Linked DNA regions of Homo sapiens: region 2 is linked to region 1. Evidence: read pairs that join two places in POLR2A ChIA-PET (ENCODE). Cell type or tissue: A673. All regions are shown on one strand. Links, peaks and the distances in the headings refer to the core of each region. The heading gives the core; the rest is flanking DNA. Region 1 has its middle 15 kb from the start of IFIT3. Region 2 has its middle 24 kb from the start of SLC16A12.

The links. Peaks named below come from ENCODE experiments on the same cell type or tissue, not always from the same donor. Only the 100,000 strongest peaks of a DNase experiment are listed, where the experiment ranks them.
Region 2: POLR2A ChIA-PET joins it to region 1 with 8 read pairs; 4 of 35 experiments call an interaction of 5 or more read pairs at or near these places.

The regions. Positions count from the first base shown.
Region 1 is chr10:89,341,460-89,344,279 of GRCh38, reverse strand. It overlaps a transcript of LIPA not described here. Among named protein-coding and RNA genes, the nearest start is that of IFIT3, 15 kb to the right of the region's middle. In A673, for the core only: no CTCF peak of the experiment used is centred there; a DNase peak (open chromatin) is centred at 1,469.
Region 2 is chr10:89,557,876-89,560,695 of GRCh38, reverse strand. No RefSeq gene overlaps it. Among named protein-coding and RNA genes, the nearest start is that of SLC16A12, 24 kb to the right of the region's middle. RefSeq lists an enhancer at 1,303-1,827. In A673, for the core only: no CTCF peak of the experiment used is centred there; no DNase peak of the experiment used is centred there.

The DNA.
Region 1 (2,820 bases), core at 10-2,509:
CTTTCCTGTCATTTCTGGACTTCAGGGAATTCCTTACTCTCTTATAAATGCAGCTGTGCATTTAAAAAATATGTTTTGCAGATTATATAGCATTTTTCATTGTGATACACAGGCTTTTTGTTCTGTGTATATCTGGTCTACCATAATGCTTGTAAGGAAACACATTTAATCTTCTGTGAGGTATAATTTATTATTCCCAGGTTTTATGTAGGAATATCTTAGGGTCACAGAGGTTAGGTGATTTTTCCCAACACTGTAGAGATACTAAGTGGTGGAGGTGAGGTTGAAATAGGTCTAAACCCAAAGCCAAGGCACTTTTAAAAGATTAATAAAGTTTGTCGAATGATACTTGGACTAACTCCTGCCTGAATTAAGCTAGAAATTAATATAAGTTCTTTAATTCAGTTAGGAAGATCCCAAATCAGAAACAAATCATAATAAAAATTGAGATCAGGAAGCTTCCTGAGTGTAGCTCCTCATATCACTGTCCCACACATAAGTACTGCCCCATATGGCAATCGGGAGGCCCCAGGAATGCTTGCTAGGGTCAGGCCCTGCTCCTCTAAGTTAGTTGAAAGCTCCCTCCCTACTCAGTGACTGCTCTCATACTTCTTCACTGTAGCTGTTGGCTCTCAGAACATGATGCCCAAAGTATAGCGCCTCGGTGTGCTGAGTACTTTGAACTGAAAGACATTGGAAGGGCCTCCGAAGAAAGATCTCTTTGACCTTCTCCTGCCCTCTTGTCTTTCATGCTTCTTTCTCCCCTGGAGTGAACCATGGAAACTAGAATTCCTCTTCCGCAAGACAATGATAGAAACTAGAAGCCCTTTCCCCAAAGCAAGCCATAAAACTTAGGAAGGTCACTCTCTCCCTTCTCCCTTCTCATTTGAAGACCCTTAATCCAGAGGAATCCTGCCCCATACTTGCAAAGAAGAAATGCTACACAGAGAGTCCAAGAAGAATTTGAACCCAGTCTATTACCATTAGATCATACTCTTGTCCAAACACATCTCTACAGAGCTGCCCATTCTTCATGGAACCTAAGCACAAAAACAGTTTTCCCTGGATCTTTGGGTCTTCATTTCTGAAGGCTCTCATATCACATAAAACTTTGATTAAGTAAATTTGTTATGCTTTTCTCTTGTTAACTTGTCTTTTGTTATAGGAGTGTCAGCCATGACTCTTACAATGAGTAAGGAGAGGTATTACCTACCTCCTTTTACCCCTACATGCTCTTGGAGCTGATTATCACAGTTTGTAATTTTTCCACCTTCCATTCCTGCTTCTGTGTATTTTGATAAATTTTTGCAGGTCAGTAGACTTCCCATGGCAGAATATTTCCTGCTTCTCACCAGCCCTTAAGCCAATCCAAGGAAAACAAAAGAACATCATAATGCTTTGTCATATGACAAGATTACAAAAGCAGCATCCAGTGGCAGAATGCCCAACTGCTCCGGGACACAGCCAATAGCTGACTTCAGTGCTCCCCATCCCTGCTTGTCAGTGATTAGTCTAAATTGTTATCACAAGCCCAGTCTGACCAATGAATGTGAGTGAGGGGCCATTTTGATTGTCAGCTCCTGATTCTGCAGAAAACACGAAACTGAGCTGTACAAAGATGCTGATGAGGGGCTGCAGCATGCAATTCACTTCACCAGCAGTCACTAAGGTCTGATCTCTTTTCTAACCATACCTGGAAGATGGAATGCTGGACCCAGGGTATGCATAGAAAATGGGAGTTATTAGAAAAGCAGCTTTGCTTGCTTTAACCCAGGAATTGTATTTCTGGTATGTTGTTTCCTTTTAGACAATTGCCCTAAAGGTTCTTTTGTTTAAGGAGCAGGAGGATGGGGGAGGTTATTTCTGCTCTCAGCAAAAGTCTTAGAACCAGGGTCTCCTCGTTTGTAAGGAAGCAAGTAGGTCCCTGGACCTGGGCTGGGATATGATTTGTGATCAGCCAGGCAAGAGTTAAGAGTGGAAGTCTGTGCTCTCTGCCCATCTTATAATATCTTAAGGGTGATCATCTGTGGTATTCTTGAGTGGTATGTCCCATTCCATCTAGCATTTCATTAGAATTATTGTATAAAGGATGACAGGCAGAGGACACTTGACATGGGAATGCTGGACCTATTGGATGTTTATTCATTAGCTGCAGTTACCCCCCATTAGCCTTTTTTAATACAAAGTAAAAATTTAGTTGACATGTAAAAATTGTATATATTTATGGTGTATAGCATGTTTTAATATATGTATACATTGTGGAACGGCTAAATCAAATTATTTAACATATGCATTACCTCAGCTACTTACCTTTCTTTTTGTAGTGAGAACACAAAATCTACTCTCTCAGCAATTTTCACGTATGCAACATATCATTATTAACTATAGTCACCATGATGTACTATGTTAGCCTCTTAATACGGTATAATGCCTTGGCAAAACCCAAAATCCCTAGCAGGTCTGGATCTTTGAGTTTGGAAATGGTCCAAGGTGCATATACTATGTCTGTGAATACCAGAGGGCAACTCTTTATGGGTTCCTGGTGTAGGGTCTATATTCTAAATTCTGAGAGATGAACTCCTTTAGGGCCACAGTCTTTCTGCCACTTATGAACCTACAAGCAAGTTTCCAGGTGTTAAATCAGCTAGGGAATCATTTCAGAATTTATTTCAAATATTACATTAATTCCTAGGGGATAAGGAATTTAAAAGGAAAGTGTTCAAATGATCATCTTATACATTTATATACTTTTACCTTTCTGTTTACACCTTTGTGACTAGATATTACATTCATGAGTGAATTAAAAATGAACTGCAGAAG
Region 2 (2,820 bases), core at 252-2,751, 220 kb before region 1:
ATCTTCTTTTTATTTTTTAACTAGGTTCATTTTCTTGTTATAAGTTTTATTACAAACTTTTTATTTTTTTACTTTTTTAATTTTTAAAGATGGGGTCTCGCTATATTGCCCAGGCTGGCCTCAAATTCCCGGGCCAAAGTGATCATCTTTCCTCAGCCTCTCAAGTAGCTGGGACCACAGGTGTGCGCCACGACTCCCAGCTCATCATGGATTTTTTTTTTTTTAATTGTGGAGATTTTAGTAAATGTGGACAAGCACAGAAAAAAAAATTATATAACTCAGAAATAACCAAAACATTTTGTTTTATACCCTTTGGATCTATTTTCAGTGTACATGTATGTAAATATTGTTCTATGTCATGTATTAAAAAATTGGGATAGCATTCAACAATGTAGAAACCCTACAGTGGTTTATAAGTGTTTTCCCAATTAGTAATATTTGTATAGGTCCATGTCTTCTTTGCCACCATTTCACTCAGTTCTAGATGCTTCCCATATGTATTCCTTTGTTTCAAATTATGCCAAACTCTTCACTGTGGCTGAATGATTGAGTTGGCCTTCAATCATTCTTCCTTGAAAATCCATAATGAAGTCAAGCAATGTAAATACAGTGTGAAAAGTTTTCTGTAAATCTCTAACAGATTTTTATCAAATAATTTTTTTAAGTGTACCATAAGCTGTTCCTCATTTACATTTTTCTGACTTACAGCTTGGTGTAGTTTGGGATTTAGAGAGACTAAATTAAAATCCTGGGTCTAGGTGGTGACATATGCTATTTAACCTGCCCAATTTTATTTTTCTTACATTTAAAGATGGGAATAATAACATCTAATTTGTAGGGTTGTTGGAAGATAATGAATAGTAACCAACAACCGCCTAATTCAGTGCATTGCCTGGCATCTAGTGACCCTTCAGGATTGCTAGTAGGTATCATGTGCAAGTATGCTAAGGGGGTACTAAAATCTGACTTGGCGTTTTTATGAGTGATTGCCAATGCTATTTATTCATTCAGTAAACATTTCCTAATTATCTGTTGTGTCTATATAAGTATTTAAGTACTATGGATACCGAGACAGAAAGAAAAAGCTTTCTTGTCCTCAAGAGGCTTGCTGTCTGGTGGGCAAGGTAGAGAAGTAAAGCACCAGCTACAATGCAATGCAATAGACACTAGGATAGGGTTGTGCATAGGGTGACAAGGTGCTACGAGGGCATGCTTGTCTAATCAGGATGGGGGGCAGTTTTCCAGAGAAGGCCATAATTAAGCTTGACTTGAAGTATAAAAGGAGTCCGCTTAGGTAGACAGAGATGGCGTGGAAGGGTGAAGAACACAATCTATTTGGAGAACTGTAAAAGGTTCTATATGTAGGTATTACAGGAGTTATTAAGAAATTATTTTAGGCAGCTAGAGAGGGTAAAAGAGTCCTCAGTAAGTCTTTTTCGTTTAATAAAAAAGCGGTCCCCCAAATATTTATTATCTAACAGAAAGCAGCCTGAAAAACCAGACCTGCAAGTATTGATATGCAAATGCAGATGGTTAAGAGTCAGGTCCAGCCAATATGGCGGTTCCTGCTACTTTTTCTTTGTTGCCACGTGTACAGGTGTCATGGCGACCAGCCAGGTAGCCGCATTTGCATAATAAAAGGCTAGGGTGGGAGGGCCAGTTTTTTTGGGGGGGCTACCTGAATGACACACGTGGTTAAACCAATCCCCTGTGCCCTATGCTAATTAGACACCACCTCCTCCAGCCTCCCAATATAAACCACTGCTTTCCTCTGCACGCGGGTTTTCGGTTCAGAGCCCTCCTCCCTCTGTACGGGGAGCTATTCTCTCCTTTCTTGCCTATTAAACTTTCTACCCCTTAATCCACTCCACGTGTGTCCACGTCGCTAATTTTCACCACACGAGATAAAGGACACCGCAACTGAGCGGTGTAATAGGGAGTAACATTGCCTTGGGCAGCTGTAGGAGACGACCCCAAGAGATAGTTTCAGCAGACATCATTATCTGGGTTAGCTGTTGCCCTTGCTCTAATTCCACTTCTTTTTTTGAGTAGAATTTGAACTTCTGCCCTAGTTCATCTGTTCCAGTCGCATCAGCCTCCTTGTGTTTCCTCAAGTATACCAAGCACACTCCAAACTCAGGGTGCCTTCATTTTGCCCCTTTCTCCTTTTCCGTGCTTTCCCTCCAGATGACCACAGCCACACTCCCCTGCCTCCTTCAGGTTGCTGCGTGAATGCCACGACCCGGACCACACACTATTTTTTTTTTTTTTTTGAGACAGAGTCTCGCTCTGTCGCCCAGGCTGGAGTGCAGTGGCACAATCTCAGCTCACTGCAACCTCTGCCTCCAAAATTCAAGCGATTCTCCTGCCCAGCCTCCTGAGTAGCTGGGATTACAGGCGCCTGCCACCATGCCCAGCTAATTTTTGGATTTTTCGTAGAGATGAGGTTTCACCATGTTGGCCAGACTGGTTTCAAACTCCTGACCTCAAGTGATCCGCTTGCCTCAGCCTCCCAAAGTGCTGGGATTACAGGCATGAGCCACTGTGCCTGGCCGTGGACTACATTCTTTTTTTTTTTTTTTTTGAGGTGGAGTCACGCCCTGTCACCCAGGCTGGAGTGCAGTGGTATGATCTCAGCTCACTGCAACCTCCACCTCCCTAGTTCAAGCGAGTCTCCTGCCTCAGCCTCCCGAGTAGATGGGACTACAGGCATGTGCCACCACACCCAGCTAATTTTTGTATTTTTAGTAGAGATGGGGTTTCACCATGTTTTCCAGGCTGGTCTCGAACTCCTGGCCTCAGGTAATCTGCCTGCCTTGG